Linked DNA regions of Homo sapiens: regions 2, 3, 4, 5 and 6 are each linked to region 1. The links are chromatin loops, found by intact Hi-C in ENCODE. Cell type or tissue: HCT116. All regions are shown on one strand. Region 1 holds the start of MRGPRG (MAS related GPR family member G). Region 2 overlaps OSBPL5 (oxysterol binding protein like 5). Region 3 overlaps OSBPL5 (oxysterol binding protein like 5). Region 4 overlaps CARS1 (cysteinyl-tRNA synthetase 1). Region 5 overlaps NAP1L4 (nucleosome assembly protein 1 like 4). Region 6 has its middle 38 kb from the start of ZNF195.

Region 1 (4,000 bases):
CACCCACCCATCCACCCACCCACCCATCCATCCATCCATCCACCCACCCACCCATCCATCCATCCATCCATCCATCCATCCATCCACTTATCCATCCATCCATCCATCCATCCATCCATCCATCCATCCATCCATCCACTTAGCCATCCATCCACTTGTCCATCCATTTGACAACAACTCATCAAGCCGCTTTACCTGCCAGTCCCAGGGAGACAGCAGCAAGTCAGCTGCTGGCTCTGTGCCCTCATGGAGCTCATCTTCTAGGGAGACACAGACACTAAAGAGGCAAACACAGGAGCGAATAAGCAGGGATGGGAAGCACATGACACATTGGACTGTGCTGGCTAGGGGTGGGGGCTGCTTGGGCACAGTGGTCACCGTGGGTGCTGACAGGGCAGGTGCACACTAGAGGAGCTGAGAATTCAGCTTCTGCTGCCAGGAAGCCCTGGGCATCACAGAGCAGGACAGACAGTCACAAGGACAGGCCCCTGAAGGTTGGGCAAGACAGTGATAGGGGCAGGGACAGCAGAAGGCAGCGAGGTGGGTGTGCCAAGGTCAGGGCGGGCGGGACACACCTGGAGGTCTGCAGAGGTGGGCCAGGTGATTCATTTGGCCTTGAAGGTTTGGGCGGGCCGCCCTCTGTGGAGACCTGGATCCCTGCCATCCGGGCAAGGAGACCTTGCCCTGATGTCTCTCACAGACCTGGGCTCAGAGCAGTCAGGTGACACGCTGGAGGTCACTCAGCCCGAGAAGAGCGGGCAGGACCGGAGCGAAGCTCCATCTGGGCTGTAGTCCAGCTTTTGCGGCTGCCTGGACCCAGACCAGCCCAGGGCAACCTTGTCCTTCCATGTGGCTGTAGCTTCTCCAGGTACAGAATTCGACCTGGTTGTCTTTGGGCTCAGCAGTGGGTGCCGGGGCAGAAGCCCCTCGCTCTCCATCTGTCTAGACTGGGCTGTTTGTCATGCGCCCCAGACACCATCAGCAGCCAGCCGCCTTCCTGTCCTGCTGCACACAGATGGATGGCCCCATAGGGGGCCCTGCAGCTATTTCCTGGGCTGGGAGGATGGGACAGATCCTGTAGGTTTCACCTCTGAAACTGTCCCCACCCTTATCCCATTTCCAGGTCTTTCAGGAAGGAGGCCACACAGCTCCTGGGGTCTTGTGTGAAGTGTCACAAGAATGAACAACCCTTCCCACCCTGCCCTCAAAGCCTAAGCCTCCCCCTGCCACCAGGGCTCAGGCTTTCCCGTCCCCCTGAGCCCCCCAGATGGCCTTTAGACCAACAGTGCTCACACTCCCGTCCCTCTGAGCCCCCCAGATGGCCTTCAGACCAACAGTGCCCACACTCCCATCCTCCTGAGCCCCCCAGATGGCCTTCAGACCAACAGTGCCCACACTCCCTGCTGAGCTTCCAGTCCTGAGAGCACGGTCTAGGGAGAACTGGCAGCGGGCAGGCGGGCACGGGACTTGGCGTGGCCAGAACACATTCATCCCGGGGAAGGAAGAAAAACCAGCAAAGGTGCGTGCCTCTGGGTTGGGGGACTACATGTAAGCTTTTCTTCTTTCCAGTTGTTAACCTTCTTCAAAGTTTCCATAAACGAGCAACGTTTTACTTTTCTAGTGGAAAAAGAACAACTTTATGCAAAGGCAGCTGCAGAATGTCCCACCCGGCACCAAGAGCACCCATTGAATGCCTTCATTTGGGCAAAAAAGAAAATTTCTGCAGGTCTTTATTTAAAAAAATACATAACTGGAGTGCTTTTCATCAAAAATGTCCCCATTTGGGTGGAAAAAAATTTTGGCGATTTCTCTTTTTAGTATTTTCCGTAGGGCTTGAATGTTTTAAAAATGACCAGAAAGTATTTTATTTCATGGTCAGAAAACACATCAAATGGTTTGCACTTTGGAAACTTGGATCCCCTTCCTTCCTTCCTTCCTTCCTCGCTTCCTTCCTCCCTCCCTCCTCCCCTCCCCTCCCCTTCTCTCTTCTCTTCTCTTCTCTTTCTTTCTTTCTTGCTTTCTTGCTTTCTTGCTTTCTTGCTTTCTTTCTTTCTTTTTCCTTCCTTTCTTCCTTCCTTTCTTTCTTTCTTTCTTTCTTTCTTTCTTTCTTTCTTTCTTTCTTTCTTTTTCCTTCCTTCCTTCTTTCCTTCTTTTCTTTTCTCTCTCTCTCTTTCTCTCTCTCTCTGTCTCTCTCTCTCTCTCTGTCTCTCTCTCTCTCTCTCCAAAGCAAACACTTGGGGCAAAAGCTCCAGATGATCCAGGGCTGAGGAGGGAGGGTGAGAGCAGAGGTGGGAGACGGGAGCAACCCGCAGAGAGCGGATGGCCCTGGGGACGCAGGAGAGGCCGGGTGGGGACCAGTGTGGGAGGGGATGGGAGGGGACCGAGGGGATGGAGGCTCCTGCATCCGCCGGCCCACGGGGCTGGGTCTGTTCTGTGCAGAAGCAGCACCACCTGGTGGCCTCTGCTGGTGACATCAGGCACCTGCCAGTCCTGGGCCTCAGAGAGGGGGACAGAGCCCTGGGTGTGGTCCCCGCGGGGTGGGCAGGACAATGATGGCTGAGCAGGGCGGGGAGTAAGGAGTAGTTCCACCTCAACTCTGTAGGGGGCGAATCAGAGCCTCAGCCAGCAGGTGGCATGGACGGCGCCCACCTAGCCCAGGAGTCCGGAAGCCTGGGTTCCAATCCGGCCACTGTGGGCTGGTGGCTGGCTCTGTTTTATTGTGCAGTTTTCTCCCCTGTGACTCAGGTGCAGCAGGGTGGGGAGGGGCCGGGTAAGGGGATCTGGGCTGGGCCTGGGGGCGTGGTGCCTGTCCTCACCCCTATTCAGGAGGCTTCTCCTTTCTCTCTCCTTGCCTGACCTCTCTCCAGCTCCATTTTCTGCCTCCCTCATCCTCAGCAGGCCTGGCTGGGGGGTGGTCAGGGCCAAGTCTCTCCAGCTGTGTCCAGCCCTTGGGTGCTCAGGGTAAGAGCTAGGTGGTGGGCGGGGCTCCTCCTGGTCCTGAAAGCATCTGGGTGTGGGGTGAGCGAGGGTCGGTGGGGGTGGGCACCTCCTGGCAGGCCCTGTGGGCGGGGCAAGCCCACTTATAGGAGACCCATGGGCAGGGACTGTCCCCTGGCACCCAGCTCGGCGCCCTCCCCCAGGGCCCTCCGCAGTACCGACCTCAGCGGCTCCCGCTTCCCGGGCTGTCGGCCCAACCCCGAGTAGATGAGGGGCTTGGAGCTGCTGTTGACGCAGGCCAGCAGCGTGGCCAGCGGGGAAAACACGGGCAGCAGGAAGTTCAGCAGGGGCTGCAGGCTCCAGTAGAAGACCGAGGGCAGGCCACAGAAGAAGAGCAGGAGCAGCGCGCCCAGGACGATGCCGTAGAGCCTGGGCCGCGGGCGAGTGGAGCAGCAGGTCACCCAGACAAAGAGGACCACGCCAGCCGTCCAGGCGACGCGGGCCAGCACCAGGAACCAGGTGACGCTGGCCACGTGGTAGCGCGGGCAGACCAGGGGGCACGCGCTGTTGCGCAGCAGGCCGCAGGCGTTGGCGGGCAGCGGCACGGCCGGCAGGGTCGGGGTCCACACCAGGGCGCAGAGGACGGCCGAGGCGTGTCTGGGCCGGCAGCCCTGGTAGCAGGCGGGGAAGAGGTCGGAGAGGCAGCGCTCCACGCTGAAGGCCGCCAGCAGCCAGAGCCCCACCGCGAACCACAGGAAGGTGAGCACGAAGTAGAGTGTGTCCTGGGCGCCCAGGGCAGCCTGAGCCACGGAGAAGCCCACACGGCAGGAGAGGAACAGGAAGTCGGCGGCGGCCAGGTGCAGCAGGTAGATGGAGAAGGGGCCCTTCTTGATGCGGAAGCCGAGGTTCCAGAGCACCAGCCCGTTACCTACCGGTCCCCCGAGGCCCACGATCAGCGTCAGGTAGAAGACCACACTGTCGAAGGTTCTCCAGAGGCCGAACAGCCCAAACATCCTGGCCGGCTCAGAGGGTGCTGGCGAGGGACCTGCAAGATGGAGACAGA
Region 2 (4,000 bases), 110 kb before region 1:
ACCAGCCTCCCACCCTGATGGCCACCCACAGGTTTCTGCAGGTGGAGTTAGGGAGGAGGGTCCTCCCTCACTGGGAAGCACTGGTCAGGGTGCCAGGGGCTCCTGCCAGCCTGGAGTCCAGGGAGGAGGGTGGGGAAGGCTGAGGAGGGGCTTGCACACCAGGGAGGAGACCTGCCTGAGGCCGCCCAGAGGCTCTGTGGGCAGCGGTGGAGCAGGGGCTGGTCGACAGCTGGGCGCCTCCAAGCCCCACTCTGGGCCCTGTGCCCTGCTGCCTTCCTAAGCAGGGTGACAGCACCACCCAAGGGTCCTCCTGTGGGGCACGTGTCCACCTGGGTGACACTGATGTCCTGGTGTGATAACAGCGGCCCCCGCACTCAGAGGAGCATCTCGTGGTGGCCTGTGACAGGTCACACTATTAATAAGGTTTTTGTTTGTTTGTTTTGAGATGGGGTTTTGCTCTTGTTGCCCAGGTGGGAGCACAATGGCACGATCTCAGCTCACCGCAACCTCTGCCTCCCGGGTTCAAGCGATTCTCCTGCCTCACCCTCCTGAGTAGCTGGGATTACAGGCATGCACCACCACACCCGGCTAATTTTGTATTTTTAGTAGAGACAGGGTTTCCTCATGTTGGTCAGGCTGGTCTCGAACTCCCGACCTCAGGTGATCTGCCTGCCTTGGCCTCCCAAAGTGCTGGGATTACAGGTGTGAGCCACCACACCGGGTCAATAAGTGTGTTTTTTGTTTTTGTTTTTTTGTTGTTTTGAGATGGAGTCTCGCTCTGTCACCCAGGCTGGAGTGCAGTAGGGTGATCTCAGCTCGCTGCAACCTCTGACTCCAGGGTTCAAGTGATTCTCCTGCCTCAACCTCCCAAGTAGCTGGGATTACAGGTGCCTGCCTGTAATTTTTTTGTATTTTTAGTAGAGATGGGGTTTCACCATGTTGGCCAGGCTGGTCTCAACCTCTGGGCCTCAAGTGATCTGCGTCGGCCTCCCAAAGTGCTGGGATTACAGGTGTGAGCCACTGTGCCTGGGCTGTTAGTAAGTGTTATTCAAAGAAAGCCTCCTGGGGTCACGTCAGGTGGGAGGATGGGGCTGAAGAGCATTGAAGGCGGTTCTGTGCCTCTCTGAGCCTCTGCCTTTTCGAGCTCCTGGAGACAGTGAGTTTTTCTCCCTCACTTTGAGATCCATTAAATCCTGCTCTTCGTGGGGCATCTCAGGGTCCAGTGTAGGGAGGGGCCTGCCTAGACAGTGGCTCCTGGGTCTCTAGAGCTGCCCTTCTCATTGGGTTGGGGGGATATCTGGGATCCTGCTGGTTCCACTGCAGGCTTGGTTGGTGCCAGAGCGGCCAAGCCTGGGCGGAACACCAGGGTTGGGGGAGGGATGGCAGTGGATGGTGGTGGGGAGCTGGAGGGGTCACAACTGCCGAGTTGGCCCCAGGGCCTGAACACGTGTGCTTTGTAGCTGCCACAAAGGACTAGACATCCTGAATATTATGCATCCTTTGAAGCTCATTCCGAGACCTCTTCCTCCTCTTCCTGGAAGCCCACCCTGATACCCACAGGGGCTGCAGACACCTCTCCTCCCGAATGGTGGCCCACACCCTATCAGGGGCTCAGCTCACACCTCAGCCCAACCTGCCTTATCTGATGGTTGGTTATCCACCTCACCCAGGAGCACAGAGGCTGTGGGCTGCCCTGGCCATCCCCGGGCCTGCATGGGACCTGGCACATAGTGGGGCACTCAGGATGGCCCAGGAAGGAGCATGGATGTGGCATCTGACCACCAGGGGTGATGTGGCACCGAGACTCCAACCTGAGAGGCACCGGAGCCCCGTGGTCAAGGCCAGACTGCTTTAGGTCTGCACCACCGGCGGGATGGGAGCCCTTCACCCCACTGCTCTGGGAGGCATCACCCTGGGGTTAGAGGAGGTGGAGCAACCGCATTTACCCAGAGCAGCCACTGGAGGGCGAGGTGGGGTAGGGCCCCAACCTCAGGTTAGAGGGAGGAACGGCCAAGAGGGAATCCCTCCAGGTGGAGGATCATCGCAGTCACAGCTGCCTGAGCGGCCACTCAGGGAACAGCAACAGCGTGCAATGCATTTGGGAGTCAGGGAAATTCTCGTTCTAGCACTTTCTTGCTGGCAGTTTGCCTGTGCCTCAGTTTCCTGACCTGTCTAATGTGGATGATAACAGTAGAACCTGTTGTTTCAATGGTGCCTGGTGTGAAAGGAAAATCTTGGGCCCCTCAAATCACTAAGCTAAAGGGAAAAACCCAAGCTGGGAACTGCTTAGGGCCAACCTGCCTCCCATTCTATTCCAAGTCACCCCTCTGCTCACTGAGATAAATGCATATCTCATTGTCTCCTTTGGAGAAGCTCATCAGAAACTCAAAAAAATGCAACCATCTTTCTCTTATCTACCTATGACCTGGAAGCCCCTCCCCGCTTGAAGTTGTCCCGCCTTTCCAGACCAAACCAATGTTCATCTTACATATGTTGGTTAATGTCTCATGTCTCCCTAAAACCAAACTGTGCTCTGACCACCCTGGGCACATCGTCAGGACCTCCTGAGGCTGTGTCACAGGTAGGCGTCTTCAACCTTGGCAAAATAAACTTTCTAAATTAACTGAGACCTGTCTCAGATTTTCAGGGTTCAAACATTTTGGTAACCACTGAAGGATTCTGAGTGGAGATGCCCCTGACTTTTCACAAGTCTCCTATTGGTGCTTGGTACCAGCTTGAGCTAACTTTATGGCTCAAACCAATAAGACAATTTGCTGAGGCCTGGAAGCACCTCCCCCCGTGCCCCACCCCCACCCCCTGCCACAGAGAATCCCTGATCTCTCAAAATTTGGTCGAGATCTAAAGTTTATTTTGTTTTACAACTTCTCTTTTTGGAGTTTTACTTGCTTCCGATACAAGGAAGGCAAGTTTTCCCTGCTTCCATGACGATGGAAGGCAGGTAACTCCTTTATGGAGTTCGAGCTTGCTTCCAACAGGGAAGATGAATTTTTTTTTTTTCCTGCTCCCAGGATGGTGGAGATCTGAGTTTTCAGCCTGAGACCCATCCCTAGGGAAGTAACTGAATTGTGGTTTGTCTTAGCTAAAGTTAAGATTAACAACCAGCTGGTCTTAATTTCTCCTTACCATTAGAGCACTCAGTGATCACGTAAGTTGTGCGATTGTTTGTTTCGCTTAACTGTTTTTTTGTTGTTGATTGTTTCTGTTTTTGTTGTTTTGGTCTTTTTCCCATTGACCTCTATCTGGCTTGATCAAATCTGAAGGAAGTTCCAAATTATGGGGAACAAGGCCTCTGAAGTGGCTGAATTCCCCTCCCCACCCCCACACACAATGGTGGCGTGATGGGGGGAGAAAAACGGCCAGCAAAAGGAAAAAAAAAAGAGGAAAGATTTTGATTTTGACTACTAAGGGGCTTTATTCATATAACAAGGCCACATTTTCACTAGCTAGGCCAAACTGAAAGAGTAATGACTGTACTTCTGTGTCCTCGTTGAAATTTGTCCTAGTTGAAATATGGAATGAGATTTAAAAAGATTTTTTCAAAGAAGCTCAATGGTTAAAAGTCAGTTTAATGAAAAGCTAACATCCAAGCTGTGTGTGTGTGTGTGCATATGTGTGCGCGCATGTGTGTGCATGTGTGTGTGTGTGCGCGCATGTGTGTGCATGTGTGTGTATGTGTGCGCGCATGTGTGTGCATGTGTATGTGTGTGTGCATGTGTGTGTGCATGTGTGTGTGCATATGTGTGTGTGCATGTGTGTGTGTGCGCATATGTGTGTGTTTGTATTTAAGAGACCTTCATGTTTCTGTTTTTGTTTTTCTCCTAGGACCTTGTCTTTTTTTGAGCAAAAGGGTTTTTTCTTCTCAGTTGACTGAATTCTGTTTCTTGATTTACTTCTGCTGTCTCTCCTTTCTCTTGCACCTTCTGCCGCATGGGGGACCTAAAATAGTTTATAGTAGCCTGGGGTTCCTTAAAGAAAATGG
Region 3 (4,000 bases), 120 kb before region 1:
AGGAAGAAGGCCCAGGAGGCGGAGGTTGTAGTGAGCCAAGATCACACCACTGCACTCTAGCCTGGGCAACAGAGTGAGACTCTGTCTCAAAAAAAAAAAAAAAAAAGAAAAGAAAAGAAAGAAAAGCAAAGCAGGTCTGACCTCCAGATTGTGATCACTAAATATTATTTCCTAGTGAAGGGAACCTGGAGCTCCCGGGAGAAATGGTCGATTTGAGGTCTAGTGTAGGAAATGTCCTAGGTGCACACATGGTCAGGGCAGAAGGAAGAATACCAGCAGAGGTACTGGGGTGTGCAGGGGGCCCCTGAGCCAACTATGGCCCCCATTGGCCAAAGATGGGGCAATTTCAATATCAATAAAGTTAATAACTGAAAGGTTCTGAAATCACCAAATACGTTCCTATCAAATAATACGTGGCAATAATGACCTTCGCCAGTCACCTTTGGAAGACAGCAGGGGAAAAAAATCATTATTTTGAAAATATAAAAAACCTGGGATTTATCCTAAAACAAACCAATCCTGTTGGGTAACCACATAGTAGACAAGGGGAAGTTTCTCTTTTGAGAAGCCTTCCGGTGATTAAGTGAAAGAGGATGGAACGTCACCATCTAGCAATGCCTTTTACATGAATGGATCCAGGCATTGAGAATCAATGTCCACTAATGTCACAAGGAACAACAGGCCCTGTGCACCCTGCTGTGGAAAGACACAAAACCCCCATTAAGCGTCGTGTTGAAAAAAACTGTGCTGAACGTGATCAGGCATCTCGAGATCAAATCAATTCGTGGTTTATAGGAAATCCCCAGGGCAGAGGAATGCAGCCAGGAAAATCCATGCTAGAGGGGACTAGGAGGAAATGAGTAATACTCTGCAAGGGAAAAACAGGAGGGAGGGACATCAAGGAGATGTAAACATAGGACATCCATGCACGGAGCATGGCCTGATGCAGAGACCCAGCCAAACGGCCAACTGTCACGTGTGTGGGGGATCAAGACACAGGCACGTGGCAGCTGGGGATATGAACCAGATTGTAGACTCGATGACAACTAAGAGTTTGTTTGTTTGTTTTTCATCTGATGATAGTATTGTGGCTATGGTTAAGAAGGGAAATCCCGGCCTGGCGTGGGGGCTCACGCCTGTAATCCCAGCACTTTGGGAGGCCGAGGTAGGCTGATCACCTGAGGGCAGGAGTTTGTGACCAGCCTGGCCAACATGGTGAAACCCTATCTCTACTAAAAATACAAAAATTAGCTAGGTGTGGTGGCGCACGCATGTAATGCTAGCTACTCGGGAGGCTGAGGCAGGAGAATCGTTTGAACTCAGGAGGCGGAGGTTGCAGTGAGCTGAGATTGCACCATTGCACTCTAGCCTGGGCAACACAGCAAGACTCTGTCAAAAAAAAAAAAAGACAGAAAGAAAGAAAGAAAGAAGGGAAATCCTTAACTTTAGTGATATAAAATAAAATAAAATACACAAATGACATGACATGATATTTGGGATTTACTTCCAATTAATTCAGGGGAGAGCATGAAGGTGGGTGCATTGCTGTGCTGTGGGTATATGGGGTGTACTGTACTTTGATATATGTTTGAACTTTGCCATAATAAAAAGTTGAAAAAATATATGAAGCATGGATGAGTCAATGAGCATGCAAGAAAAGATGGGAATTCTCCCACAAGAAAAAATAAAGGGGAGAAGACGGGAGGAGGAGAGGAAAGAGGGAGGAGATGGGAGGAGGAGAAGAGGAAAGAGGGGGAAGGTGGGAGGAGGAGAAGAGGAAAGAGGGGGAAGACGGGAGGGGGAGGAGAGGAAAGAGGGAAGACAGGAGAAGGAGAGGAAAGGGGGAAGATGGAAGGAGGAGAAGAGGAAAGAGGGGGAAGATGGGAGGAGGAGGAGAGGAAAGAAGGGGAAGATGGGAGGAGGAGGAGAGGAAAAGGGGGGAAGAGAAAGAGGGGCATTTGTCGATCTGAGATCTTGGTTTCTGAGGTTGCCGTGGAAAGTGGTAGACAGGTCCTTGGGTCAGAGTAACCAGGAGAGATTTTTTCCGAGACATTTCCACTAAGCAGGCACTCTCACATGGCTACACCCTCAACAGAAGGAACAGTCGCAGAAAGGCCGTTCATTCCAGAGGGAGAGTCAAGGAAACATTTGTATTGGGCCTGCGCTCCGGGGTTAAAAAGAAACCCCAGAACTCTCCATGAATGTGTAGGGTAAGTTTGGGATTCAAATCTATACTTCCTCTGTGTCCCAGAAACAACCTACTAAGAAAATGTGAGAGCCAACAAAACAATTTCAGCCAACAAAACGAAAACAAACAAACACAAAACTAGCAAATTAGAATCCCAAGGTTTTACTAAATACAGCCATTCTTTGAATAATTATCGAGCACCTTCAAGGGCAACACTATGGTCAGTGAGGACACAGCAGCAAACAAAACAGAATATGAGAGTGACCAGCTAGAGATGATAAAACAACTGTGCTTATTACAATGCTCAAAGATTTATGAGAAAGGATTGGAAACATGACCAAGGAACAATGCACGAGTATAAAAAGAACAGGCAAGGCCGAGCGCACTGGCTCACACCTGTAATCCCAGCACTTTGGGAGGCCGAGGCAGGCGGATCACCCGAGGTCAGGAGTTTGAGACCAGCCTGGCCAACACGGTGAAACCCCATCTCTACTAAAAATACAAAAAATTTGCTGGGCGTGGTGGCGGGCGCCTGTAGTCCCAGCTACTCAGGAGGCTGAGGCAGGAGAATTGCTTGAACCCAGGTGGTGGAGGTTGCAGTGAGCTGAGATCATGCCATTGCACTCCAGCCCGGGCAACAAGAGTGAAACCCCAACTTCGTCTCAAAACAAAAATAAAAACAAACAAACAAAAAAACCAGGCAGGTTTGAAATGAAACCAAGTAGAACTTCTTGGGAAACAATATATCAAAATGGAAAACTCAGTGGATGAGTTACACGTCAAGTTAATTAGAGTTAAAGATACATCTACATAAGTTATCTAGAATGCAAAGAGATAAGAGATACGATGGAAACATTAAGAGAGACAAAGCAAAGGAGGAGATGGTTCAAATTCTGTCTCATTGGAGTTCTAGGAAAAATGGAGAAATCAGGAGTGAGGCACTTAAAAAAAATGGCTAAAATTTTCTGGACTTCATCAAAGCCACGAAACCTCAGGTTCAAATAATTCAAACAAACAAAAACCTTCAATCAGCAAAAATTAAAAAGAAATCCAGAGCTATCAAGCCATAAAAAGACATGAAGGAATTTTTTTTTTTTTTTTTTTTTTTTTTGGAGATGGAGTTTCGCTCTTGTTGCCCAGGCTGGAGTGCAATGACATGATCTCAGCTCACTGCATCCTTCAACTCCCGGGTTCAAGTGATTCTCCTGCCTCAGCCTCCTGAGTAGCTGGGATTACAGGCATGCATCACCATGTCTGGCTAATTTTGTATATTTATTAGAGACGGAGATTCTCCATGTTCGTCAGGCTGGTCTTAAACTCCTGACCTCAGGTGATCCATTTGCCTCAACCTCCCAAAGTGCTGGGATTACAGTTGTGAGCCACTGAGCCCAGCAAAGATTTTTTTTTTTTTTTTGAGATGGGATCTCACGCCAGCCCAGGCTGGCATGCACTGGTGCCACGATGGCTCCTCAAAGCCTCTGCCCCCTGGGCTCAGGTTATTCTCCCACTTCAACCTCCCAAGGCTGGGACCACAGGTGCACCACCATGCCTGGCTAGTTTTTTGGTACTTTTTGTAGAGACAGGGTTTTGCCATGTTGCCCAGGCTGGTCTTGAACTCTTGGGCTCAAGTGATTCCCCCAACTCTACCTCCCAAAGTGCAGGGATTTATAGGCATGAGCCATCATGCCTAGTGGAGGAATCTTTAAGTGCATATTGCCAAGTGAAAGACGCCAATCTGAAAACGCTCCACACCGTATGATTCCAACTACATGACATTCCGGAAAAAGCCAGGGCCTGGAGGGACTGAGGAAT
Region 4 (4,000 bases), 180 kb before region 1:
TTGACAAGATGCTCAGTCTCAGGAGAGGTTGGAAAAAGGGACATTCAAACCACAGCAATCAGCACTTCACATTCATTGACTGATGAAAGGGAAGAATCCAACAATACAAATGCAGGTGTATGTGCAAATACACAGCACACCCAAAATGTGGTAGAAGAAGAAGAAATTTGCATAGACATTTCTTTCTTTTTTTTTAAGAGTCTGGGTCTCACTCTGCTGCCCAGGCTGGAGTGCAGTGGTGTGTTCATGGCTCACTGCAGCCTCAAACTCCTGGGCTCAGGTGATTGTCTCACCTCAGCCTCCCCAGTAGCTGGAACCACAGGCTTGCATCACCATGCTTGGCTAATTTTTAAAAGTTTTGTAGAAATAGAGTCTCACTATTTTGCCTAGGCTGGTCTGGAGCTCCTGGGCTCAAGTGATCCTCTTGCCCTGGCTTCCCAAAGTGCTGGGATTACAAGTGTGAGCCACTGTGCCTGGCCATATAGACATTTCTGATATGGCTACTATGAAGATAAAAGTGAGCCTAGAAGGTCTGTGTCTGCCACCTGAGAAAGGCCTGCCTACAGAGCTGGCCATTAGCTGGCATCCAGGAGCTGAAATGTCCCCTGTGCTAAGAGGCCGGGAAACCCAGCTCTGTGGCAGCAGCCCCCAGTGGGCTGTTGAACAAACACTGTGGCTTATGCAGGTGGAACACCAGCTTTCCTCCTGGGGAGTCAGGAATTGCGGCACGTGCCAGGCAGAGGGTGCCTATGTGATGGGCTTCCCTAGGGAGGGACATTTCACACATGTGGCTGCATTTTTTTCCTGGTGGGGGAGAGTGTGCTGTGTCCCCTCATGGGAGGCAGGGAGGAAGCTTCAGCAGCCTGCCCATGGATGATTGAAGACTCCGCCTGAGCTTCTGCTCCTCGCTGTGTCACTGCTACAAACCTTAGACAAGATGATAACTCGATGCCGAGTCTCATGAGTCCTTCTAGGGCCCCAGAATGTGTGGGCAGTGTTGGGAACCCCCGACAGTCACTCACATATATCCTACACAACCCAGCGATTCCACTTGCAGGTATATGGCCTAAAGAAACTTGCAAATGTCCACCTAGAGACAACACAAAACAACTCACAGTTCAGCAAAAGACACTCCACATCACTAGCCATTAAGGAAATGCAAACCAAAACCACAGTATACCACCTCACACCTACTGGGATGAAAAAAATGAAGAATAACAAGCTTTGGCAAGGATGTGGAGAAAACAGAACCCCATGCACTATGGGTGGGAATGTGTAATAGTGCAGCCACTGCAGAAACAATACGGTGGTTACGCAGAATATCAAAAATAGAATCATCACATGACCCAGCAATTCCACTTCCGTGTATATCCCCAAAAGAAGTGAAAGCAGGAACCCAAACAGATATTTGTACACCCAGGTTTATAGCAGCATTACTTGCATCTCCAAAAGGTGGAAACAACCCACGTGTCCACGGGCAGGTGAAAGGATGAGCAAAATGTGGCCCATCTATACACAACAGAGTATCATTCAGCCATAGGAAGGAAGCAGAGTCTGACATGCACTACAGCATGGGTCAACCATGGGCACACTATGCTGGGCAAAATAAACCAGACACAAAAAGACCCTGTCTCTACAAAAAAAAAGTTTTTAAAAATGGCTAAGATGGTAAATTTCTTATGATGTGTGTTTTACCACAATTAAAAAAAAAAAAAGAATATTAGTGGAACAACTGGGAAAAAAATTACAGCAGCATTGTTGGTAAGAAGGAAACCTAACTGCCCGTCCCAGGAGAACAGACAAACAGCTCGGCTCCCAGGCAGGCACTGAGGCAGTGACAGTGACCACATGTGGGTCGTCCCAGAAGCACAGCTTGGGTGAAAGCACACTGACGACTACATACACGTGGCGTGTTTCCGTGAAGTTTGGAAACAGGCGCAACGAAGCGATCTGCTGAGTCAGGACACAGAAGAGACCAAACTAGAAAGAAACATGCTGGCGAAGGGCAGACACAGACTCCCTGCCCCATCACTGAGGTGGGGCCAGGGCAGTGGTGAGGGAAGGCAGGGCTGCGGCCTCAGTGGGGCCTCTTTTTCTACACACAGCTGCAGCCGTCTCTTCTCTTTTCCATCGAGTTCTTAAAGGGTGACCAGCAGGCGGCGCTGGCACAAAGGAGAAGGCCTTCCTGACTGTGTCCAGGGCGCCAGCCACAGGGAAAGGCCTGAGGAAGAGGGCAGGGTCCCCTCTGCACCCAGGTCTCTGCCCTGTGTCTGAAGGAGATATTGGCAGGGGCAGGAGAGCTGGTCAACGTGAAGGCCCCAAGCTCAGTAGGTACCCACAGGCCTCAATGCTCAATTCAATGTTAATCCCTGCTCCTCCTTCTCCAGCTGGTGTGGGGAGAGTCCGCTGGAGAATCTTGGAACACTTCGACAGAAGGCTGCCTCCCCACGTTCCAAGTGCACCTCCTGCCTATCTGATGGAAGTGGTGGGAGGGTGTGGATCCCGAGTCTCCTTCCAGTGGCACAGGCTCTGCACCCAGGAAATGGGGCAAAGGGGTGTGGGAGGGGAGGGGCACTGACTCAGCCACCGCAGAACAGGGCCGCCTGCCACAGTGGAGCTACTGGAGACACAGAGTGTCTTCCACTAAGACAATCTGTGGAATCAATCCGTGCACACAGATCAGTCTATGCACGGCCCGACATTTGACCCGAACGGGCTGTCTGGGAGATGTGTGAAGCCTCACCTCCACACAGCTGTTGACTTCCTCTCCCGTGAGTCTGGACTGCACAGCTTTCTCAAGTGGCTCTGTGGCAAGCTGCACTGCGTGCTGAATCCGTTCGAGCATCTGCTTTTTATCGGGATCCGTGGTCTCATTTAATTTTACTGAAAATGGCTGCAACCATAAAGAGACGTCAAATCTATTAGATACTGCTCAGCAAAACCTAAATTCATAAAGGTGATTCCAGGTAGAAAACAGAACGGTTTTTCCCATGGCCCCATAGAGATAGAGAAGTGTGCAACCCAAGTGGCCAGGCAGTAAGGAACTAAGAGAGACTGAAGCTCCCGGCTCAGGAGCTCCTGGTTCTGCCCTCTCACGTGTGACCCTGGACAGGGCACCTAACCTCTCTGTGCCTCAGTTTCTCCAATGCAAATTGGGTGTGAGAGCAGTATTTCTAGGGCTGTTCTGGGGATGAGGAAAAGTAGGCCACCCAGTGTGTTCTGAGGTGTGCTGCAGACACATCCATCAGGAAGGTACTCAGGCCTCACTGACCTAAAAGATTGCTCAGCTCTAATTTTATTCCTGTTTTTAATTCCAGAGATAAAATGCCATAAGCATATCCATAATGATTACTGTAATTACTAAGGATAATTAGTAGAGAGTAAAATGACCTATTCTTACTATTGTAATAAAAATAAGTATATAACGATGGTTATTCAGAATGAAAATACTAGAGAGAACTAATTTCTTCAAAAGATTCTGAAAATTTACAGTATTACCAAATTAAAAAGCTTAGTATAGCTTTTGTATCTTGGGCAGAAGTTTCTGATTTAGTTGTAACCTTGGCATTGAAAATTAGACAGCAATATTGGTAAGCATTTTTATAAGTGTAATTAGTGGCACTGTGATGAATTCAGTTGTTTTCCTGTAAGTGGCAGGAATGTCACCTACTCTCCACTCCACTCCAGTACATCTTTGCTGGTGACTTTGTCACAGGCCAGGGGACCTTACCTATGGAGACTTCAGCGCCCCTGACGGAACTGGCTTGAGTAACATACACTTTGTGAAAGCCTGTGAGACTGACACTACCCTAGGGACAGTAGCCTACAAAGGACCGAGAACAGAAAGCAAAGGGCTCGGTTTCTAGAGCAGACAGCAAGAGGCCCACCTTCAGGGCGGCCTGAACATCCTCCAAGAGCTGTGCCGCTTCAGGCCTCTTCTCCCGATACTGCTCGAACAGGTGGTTCTGCCGGGCCCTCTTGATGATCTGGGGAGGGAAGG
Region 5 (4,000 bases), 240 kb before region 1:
GACAGGATCTCACTCTGTTGCCCAGGCTGCAGTGCACTGGTGCGATCTCGGCTCACTGTAGCCTCAACTTTCTGGGCTCAAATGATACTCCCACCTCAGCATCCTGAATAGTTGGACTACAGGGGCACATCACCATGCCCAGCTAATTTTTTTGCATCCTGTAGAGTAGGGGTTTGACCATGTTGCCCAGGCTGGTCTCGAACTCCTGAGCTCAAGCAATCTGCCTGCCTCGGCCTCCCAAAGTGCTAGGATTACAGGTGTGAGCTACCATGCCTGGCTAATTATACAATTTTAAATTAGTTTAATTTTTGAAGCTTTCCAACTGAAGTAAAATGACAAAGGATTTTTTTTTTTAATTATACTTTAAGTTTTAGGGTACAAATGCACAACGTGCAGGTTTGTTACATACGTATGCATGTGCCATGTTGGTGTGCTGCACCCATTAACTCGTCATTTAGACAAAGGATGTTAAACAAACTGGACCCTAGTGTGCCCCCAACAGTCCTTCAATCATTCACACCAACTACACCCAGCCCTCTGCCGGCACTTTTCCTGCAATATGGCTAATATGGAACCACTTCTAGTCCCACATAAACCTGATCCCACTCAAGCAGTTCCTCTCACAGAATGCCACCCCACCAACCCAGTTTCTAAAGCGAGAAAACTAGAAACCATTACTCATTCTCATTCTTGCCACTCCCACTCAGTATCACCCCATCCCATCAATCTAGTCTGCAAAAAAAATAACATCAAAACACCTTGCCCACTAAGTAATCTCTGAGAAGCTTCTAAATGGGCAAAGCAAACTCTGAATGTCACCTTCTAGGCCAGGCGCAGTGGCTCATGCCTATAATCCCAGCACTTTGGGAGGCCAAGGTGGGCAGATCACCTGAGGTCAGGAGCTGGAGATCAGCCTGGCCAACATGGCAAATCCCTGTCTCTACTAAAAATACAAAAACAAAACAAAACAAAACAAACAAAAAAACACGTGCAGCAAATCACCATGGCACATGTATACCTATGTAACAAACCTGAACACTCAGCACATCTACTCCAGAACGTACAGTGAAATAAATAAAACTACAAAAAACTAGCTGGGAGTGGTGGCGTGCACCTGCAATTCCAGCTACTCAGGAGGCTGAGGCAGGAGAATCACTTGAACCCGGGAGGCGGAAGTTGCACTCCAGCCTGGATGACAGAGCAAGAGTCTGTCTCAAAAAATAAAAATAAAAAATAAATGTCCCCTTCTTGTCGTAATAGCCCTGGCAGTCCTGACTGGGGAAACCAGCTGGAAGGTGGGGCCTCCTGGGAGACCAAGCCCTGACCCAATTATAGATGGAAGCCCAGTAACAGCTCATCCCTTTAAAAAAAAAAAAAAAAATTGCCATGCATGGTGGTGCATGCCTATAGTTCCAACTACTCTGGAGGCTGAGGTAGAAGGATTACTTGAGCTCAGGAGTTCAAGGTTACAATGAACTATTACATGCCACTGCACTCCAGCCTGAACAACAGTGAGACTCCAACTCAAAAACCAAAAATTCCTTCCAGAAGTAAGAGAGGTCCTGACAAGAGCCATCCTAGGATTCTAGGATCACCACCCTTATCATTTTCATAGTGCAATACATCTAGCACATAGGCCTCTCTTAAGAAAGCAAAGGTGTCAGCCAGGCACGGTAGCTCACCCGTTATCCCAGCATTTTGAGAGGCTGAGGCGGGAGAACCAATTGAGGCCATGAGTTCAAAACCAGCCTAGGAAATACAGTGAGACCCCATCTTTTTTTTTTTCTTAAAGACAGTCTCACTGTCACCCAGGCTGGAGGGTAGTGAAAACTCATAGGCATGCGGCACTATGCCCAGTTTTTTTTTTTTAAGGTGTTGGTGTCACAGGCTCATGTGGGTAAGTCAGGAAGGAGTGGTTCTCTTAGTTTAACTTAGGAGCCACCAGCTGTCCTCTCCAACTCAGATGATCTGTGAAGTCCTCTAGCCCTCCACAGGATGGCACTGTGCACTTCCTATCAGAACTGACAGGTCACGCTACTCCATCCACCAGGCAAACTCTCAGCCTAGGCACCGGGTAGGGTCACTCCTCTCATATCCCAGTGCCTGTCTCTCATAGACAATGTCTTGGAACGAAAAAAACATTTAATCCTGTTCTGGGGAACTGAAAAGTGGTTTTTCCTTTATTTTCCTTTTGTTTCTCCAAATTGCATGAGACCCTATTCACAGCACACTTACGTTTCGATGTAGCTGGAAGGGGTGTGAGGGACATTGTCAAGTCGCTCCTGTAAAGCTGCCAGAACTCGAGGATTCTGCATCACCTGATCTGTGAGCTTTTCTATGAAGAGTTAAGACCAAACATATTTAAAATATGCCCACCACACACAATAGCCAAGAGTCAAAAATTAGTAACATATCTACTTAGCTTTGCCTAGATTTACATCTACTAATTTCTAAATACATACACCAGTGACTTCTTAAACATGTTTTGAAAATAATTAAAATTTATTTTAAGAGCATTTAACACTCTGGGTTAATCACCTGATGGGTAGTTACAAATTTACTGAATAAACACCTAGAGAGTCCTGGCTCTCACCAGGACTGTGGCTGTTTAAGCACCAGACTTAAACAACTGAGGACATCATTAATGTAAGTTCACATGGTCTACCCCCAAGTCCCATGGTGGTGTCCAGAAGCCACGAACAGAGATGAGATCAGTTCCTCAAAGTAAAAGAGCATCCACTAGCTCCCTTGCTCACTGTGGTGCCATAGACTTCACAGTCCAGGAGAGCCCAAGGCTCACTAGCTCTCTGCCAGCACTGTTCCCTAAGTTTTCTTTGCATGTGCTACTCGCCTCTGCCTTGAATGTCCTTCTGCCCAAACCCACCTCCCTCCAGGAAGCACTTCTGACCATTCCACCCCACTTAGGGCTAACCTACATGTGTAGTGAGCTCACAATACCAAGCTGTTTGTATTTATAAGCCCATTTCCCAATAAACCAATGAATGAGATCCTGACAAGGTAGTGACTGTCCTTTTACCCAGTTGTGACTATGAAGTGGCAGACATCTGGCTCATGACACAGACTCTTAACAATCTCCCTCTTAATGACACAATACAGAAATCCAAACCCAGCGCCCTTCCCTTGCTTAGAGCCAGTACATACCCGAGTATTCTCCCATCCCGAGTATTCTCCCATCCCGAGTATTCTCCCATGATGTGGGTAAGTCAAACACACCAAGCAGGCACTCAATTTTAAACATTCATAATAGAACTGCAAACACAACCACTAACATGAAGCACATGAAGTGTATTTAAGGTACGTAATTTGTATATATAAAACTGTGTACACATGTGTAGTATATAAATACTACATGCATATACAAACACATATGAATGGGTGCTAAAACCTCCGTGTGAAAGTTTGCTGAAGAGGAAGAGGATATCTACACGTGCCTGACAGATTGCTTCCAAGGTGAAAGGACCTTGGTAACAGAGAAGTCTGGCAGGCACTGTCTTAATCATCAATCTCAGTGTCCTTGGGCAGGTGCCGAGCCAACACCCTGTGCCTCCGGAACCAACGACCACTGCATCATGTTACCTGTGTGCCCTTCTTGCCAAAATGTTTACCCTGAATCTCATCAGGAAGAAACGACTGGGCAAATCCAGACTGTGAGCATTCTATAAGACAACAGTGGCCCAGAGCGCTGATATGTTGATGTATTAATAAAAGATGCAAAAGGTAGGGAGATGACTCTAGAACAAAACAAAACGCATGATCCTTGAATAGGTGCTAGATTCGGGCGTGGGGTAAAAATTGCTGAGAAAACCAGGGAAACAGGAGCATGACTGTCTATTAGAGAATGGTATTGCTCCAGTGTTAAGTTTCTTGGTAATGACATTGTAGAATTGTTTTAGGAAAATAGATATCCACCACTTGCTTTCAAACAGTTTGGAGGGAGTGGGGAGTACAGATATAGTTTTTTTTAATGGTGGAAAAATAT
Region 6 (4,000 bases), 200 kb after region 1:
AGAGAGCTGATGGACCGTCGCGACGTCCCAGTCCAGCTGGGCCACTGTCACCCTGGGGCTGTCTAAGTTGGCAGAGATGTCTGCCTCTAATGAGAGGCCATTGAGAAGGACATTCCCTCGGAGCTTCTCGAGGACCTGGCTGTGACAGTCGCTGAAGATGTATGCCTGGAGGCGGCACATCTTGCAGATGGCCAGGCCTGTGAGGCTGGCGCCACTGCCAAGCTCTAGGACAGTCCTGGCGGGAGGAAAGGGGACCATGTCTGTAACTGCACCAGGGTGAGCCTGCCTCGGTGTCCTGCCGTGCGCCCCGAGGTCACCTATGAGAGAAGGCTGCCGGGTTCTCGATGGCCCATTCTGCCAGGTAGAGGGCAGCATCTCATGTGACCAGGCCTGTGATGCCATGGGAGATGATGGCTGTGCTCTCGGAGAGTGTGACTGAGCCTCCCGAGGGCTGCACCAAGAGAGGGCGAGAGAGTCAGTCCAGCAATCAGAAGGCAAGTGGCTTAGAAGACAAGTAGCCATCCACCACATGGCTGAATAAACCATGACAGGACCAATCGCCACTCAGCAATGAGAAGCAGCTAACTGTTGACATGCCAACAGCTTGCACGGGCCTCAAGGGTGTCACGTGGCATGAAAGACACTCATCTCAGGCCACACAGGATTCCATTCATCGAACATTCCTGAGACAACGGAATTCTGGTGATGGAGCACAGGTCAGTGGTGGCCAGGGGCCAGGTGTGGCTATGAAGGGGTGGCTGCCTTGTGATGATTCAATATGCTATGTTTTTCCTTTGTGGTTTTCTGTATCTATGTTTTATCTTATTTTCTTTTGAGCTCTGTCACCCAGGCTGGAGTCAGTGGCACAATCTTGGCTCACTGCAACCTCTGCCTCCTGGGTTCAAGCAATTCTCCTGCCTCAGCTGCCCAAGTAGGTGCAACTACAGGCATGTGCCACCATGTGTGGCTAATTTTTCCACTTTTTTTTGAGACAGAGTTTCCCTCTCGTTGCCCAGGCAGGAGTGCAATGGCGTGATCTTGGCTCACTACAACCTCCACCTCCTGGGTTCAAGAGATTCTCCTGCCTCAGCCTCCCGAGTAGCTGGGATTAGAGGCACCTACTACCACACCCGCTAATTTTTGTATTTTTAGTAAAGACAGAGTTTCACCATGTTGGCCAGGCTGGTCTCAAACTCCTGACCTCAGGTCATCCACCTGCCTCAGCCTCCCAAAGTGCTGGGATTACAGGCATGAGCCACCACGCCCGGCCTGATTTTTGTATTTTTAGTAGAGACAGGGTTTCACCATATTGGCCAGGCTGCTCTTGAACTCCTGACCTCGGATCCACCCACCTCAGCCTCCCAAAGTGCTGGGATTACAGGTGTGAACCACCACACCAGGACCTGTCAAGTATTCTTTGAGGACTGGACACCAGGTCCTTGTGAAGCAGGTAGAGTGTGTCACCTATTGGACAAATGCCCAACAACCCCATGAGACATGCTGTTGTTGTTGAAGTGCTTGATTTACAGACAGGGAAACTGAGGCTAAAGAAGGTTGACGGACCTCATGTCTAAGACTGCAGAATGGGTGAGTCAGGATTTGAACCCACACCCACGTTTTCACTTTGTGCAGGAAGGGTATCTGGGCTGTGAGGGGGAGGAGGGTGCCCTTCTCATACCAGCAAATAGCTCGGGTGGCCCTGGGTGGACTCCTTGGCCATCAGGGTCTCTGCCAGGTCCTCGTACAGCTTGTCCAAAAGCTCTGTGTGGACAGCCTCGTGCTGGGGTCAGACAGAGTGAGAGCTTGTTTGCTTTCGTTCTAATCTGTAAAAATGGTCAGATGATTTTCACCAAGTTTGGAGGGGAGATTTGGGATGGAATGGTGTAATACCAGCCAGCTGGCATGTAAAATATTCACTTCATTGGGCATGGTGGTGTGTGCCGAATAGTCCCAGCTACTCTAGAGGCTGACATGGGAGGACTGCTTGAGCCCAGGAGTTCGAGGACAGCCTGGGCAAGAGACCTTGTCTCTAAAAAAAAAATTCACTTGGTAGGGAAACCTGGATGGGAGGGCCTTCAACGAGAGGTGTTGAGAGGGTAGGGTTAGGTGTAGTCTAGGGCAGGAGACAAGGATTCCGTGAGAGCTGCCACATGACCATGACAGAGAGGAGGAAAACAAAAGGTGCTTTTAAGTGAGCCCAGGCAGAACTGTGAGGGCGGCCCATGCTGCAGGCTGTGGCTGTCAGCAGGCTGCTTCTCCATGGCTGGCCCCATCTTAAGATTCACAGGGCAGCAACAATATACACTGGGTGACTGCTGCCCTCTCCTGGTGGCACAGGGCAGACCTGCTGGTGACCACAGATGCACCCTTTTGGGGAGGATTAGGGAGAAAGCAGGTATTGGAGAAGCAGGGGATTGTTTACTTGCTAAAAGTGTGGCCCTTTCACTAAGATAGGTCTGCTACTGCCTACTGAGGAATGGCCTCTCGACATCCTTATGTCAAACCCTGCACTTTCGGGCCCATCTTTAAAATCCATCCTAGGCCAGGTGCGGTGGCTCATGCCTGTAATCCCAGCACATTGGGAGGCCGAGGCAGGTGGATCACCTGAGGTCAGGAGTTCGAGATCAGCCTGGCCAACATGGTGAAACTCTGTCTCTACCAAAAATACAAAAATTAGCCAGGCATGGTGGCATGTGCCTGTAGTCCCAGCTTCTTAGGAGGCTAGGCACGAGAGTTGCTTGAACCCAGGAGGCAGAGGTTTCAGGGAGCCGAGACTGTGCCACGGTAATCCAGCCTGGGCAACACAGTGAGACTCTGTCTCAAAAAAATAAGTAAAAAATAAAATCCATCCTGCATCAGTCAGGAAAGAGCTCATTCCAGCAGGATCAATGCAGAGAATTCACCAGAGGAACTAGTTCCAAAGGTATGGCAAGAGCTAAACCTTCCAACAGGGGCCCATGGGGCAACCCAGAGACAGACAAGAGCAGGAAACTCCAAACCCTTCGGCGGGCAGGACAGAGGGTGTGGGTGAGGGTTCCAGTGCTGTGGGCTGGACCAGCCTGGTAGGAATGAGAATCCATATGCTAGGAGCTGGGGCCCCAGAGAAGCAGCTGCTGTGGAAACCCCAGGAGGCAGAGTGAGGGAGAGACACTGGCCTCCCCTTCTTCCTGCCCTGCACTGTCTCCCATGGGTCACACGTGGCTGCAGCCAGTTGCCTGGGGAGGCCCCTGTCATGCTGCTGTTTGCAAAGCAGGCCCAGGGCCTGGGAAGGACAGGGGCTCCAGCACGCAGGTGGCTATGCTGTCTGGCTACTGGGCGGACACTCCCCATAACGGACCTTTTTGGTGAGTTCTGAGAGAAAGCACCGGGCATACTTGACTGACAGCCGGTGCTTCACACACACAGGATGCTTCACAGTCTACGGCAAAGGACAGAACGTTGGTTGCTCGAGAGCCCGTCTTAAGTCCCCTATGAGCTTCAAGCCAACACAGCAGAGGGCAAACTCCAGGCTACCCGATCCCTCAGCAAAGATGTAGATGGACACAGCGTTCTGGCCCCATGCATCTGAAGTTTGTCTTAAGATATAAACCGTTTCCTAAAAATGCTTCCACTGCAGTGGCACAGGCTATGGCAGCATTTCTAATGCCCATTCTGAGCAGGAACACAGGGCACGTGGGCCCAAACCACCTCCCTCCCAGGGGTGCCAGTGTGAACCAGGGTTTGCAGTAAGGACAGTCGCCAACTGTCTGGCTCTATGGAAGAGGCGGGAAGGCCCACTTGGCAACTGCTCTCTTGGAGTGTGTGTCCCTGGGGACAGGATGGAGGGGAGGGGACGCTCAGGGTGACACTCCAGCTAAAGTCGAGAGAAGCCGAGTGCAGGACGAGCAAGTTCCAGGCAGTGGCAACAGCTGGTGCAAGCTCTGAGGTGGCCGCGGCCTGGCACTTGGAACGGAGGGCAGAGGGACTGCTGCAGCAGGAGGGGGGCGGTGGGAAAACAGGA

Evidence for each region. Peaks named below come from ENCODE experiments on the same cell type or tissue, not always from the same donor. Only the 100,000 strongest peaks of a DNase experiment are listed, where the experiment ranks them.
Region 2: it touches region 1 in a loop (13-fold over the local background); 72 of 110 quality-filtered maps call a loop at or near these places.
Region 3: a loop joins it to region 1, with 5 times the contacts of the local background. A loop is called at or near these places in 33 of 110 quality-filtered maps.
Region 4: a loop joins it to region 1, with 11 times the contacts of the local background. A loop is called at or near these places in 74 of 110 quality-filtered maps.
Region 5: a loop joins it to region 1, with 8 times the contacts of the local background. A loop is called at or near these places in 6 of 110 quality-filtered maps.
Region 6: it touches region 1 in a loop (21-fold over the local background); 5 of 110 quality-filtered maps call a loop at or near these places.

Annotation. Positions count from the first base shown.
Region 1 is chr11:3,214,864-3,218,863 of GRCh38, forward strand. It overlaps MRGPRG (MAS related GPR family member G), which reads right to left and starts at 3,950. Exons shown (of 1, transcript NM_001164377.1): 1 at 3,081-3,950. The coding sequence starts at 3,950. The coding sequence ends at 3,081. It overlaps MRGPRG-AS1 (MRGPRG antisense RNA 1), which reads left to right and starts at 3,469. Exons shown (of 2, transcript NR_027138.1): 1 at 3,469-3,696. In HCT116, a CTCF peak has its summit at 2,473 (motif pointing left); a DNase peak (open chromatin) is centred at 2,458.
Region 2 is chr11:3,108,344-3,112,343 of GRCh38, forward strand. The region is part of intron 7 of OSBPL5 (oxysterol binding protein like 5); the gene reads right to left. Among named protein-coding and RNA genes, the nearest start is that of CARS1, 53 kb to the left of the region's middle. RefSeq lists a silencer at 1,832-1,891. In HCT116, a CTCF peak has its summit at 1,962 (motif pointing right); a DNase peak (open chromatin) is centred at 2,018.
Region 3 is chr11:3,095,223-3,099,222 of GRCh38, forward strand. All of the region lies in intron 14 of OSBPL5 (oxysterol binding protein like 5), which reads right to left. Among named protein-coding and RNA genes, the nearest start is that of CARS1, 40 kb to the left of the region's middle. In HCT116, no CTCF peak of the experiment used is centred here; no DNase peak of the experiment used is centred here.
Region 4 is chr11:3,035,307-3,039,306 of GRCh38, forward strand. It overlaps CARS1 (cysteinyl-tRNA synthetase 1), which reads right to left. Exons shown (of 23, transcript NM_001014437.3): 6 at 3,888-3,986; 7 at 2,744-2,893. The region is part of intron 1 of CARS1-AS1 (CARS1 antisense RNA 1); the gene reads left to right. Among named protein-coding and RNA genes, the nearest start is that of CARS1-AS1, 7.9 kb to the left of the region's middle. In HCT116, a CTCF peak has its summit at 2,154 (motif pointing right); a DNase peak (open chromatin) is centred at 2,155.
Region 5 is chr11:2,973,789-2,977,788 of GRCh38, forward strand. NAP1L4 (nucleosome assembly protein 1 like 4) reads right to left here. Exons shown (of 16, transcript NM_005969.4): 4 at 2,236-2,335. Among named protein-coding and RNA genes, the nearest start is that of SNORA54, 12 kb to the left of the region's middle. In HCT116, a CTCF peak has its summit at 2,007 (motif pointing right); a DNase peak (open chromatin) is centred at 2,003.
Region 6 is chr11:3,414,862-3,418,861 of GRCh38, forward strand. It overlaps the pseudogene FAM86GP. Among named protein-coding and RNA genes, the nearest start is that of ZNF195, 38 kb to the left of the region's middle. In HCT116, CTCF peaks have their summits at 2,313 (motif pointing left) and 2,523; a DNase peak (open chromatin) is centred at 2,293.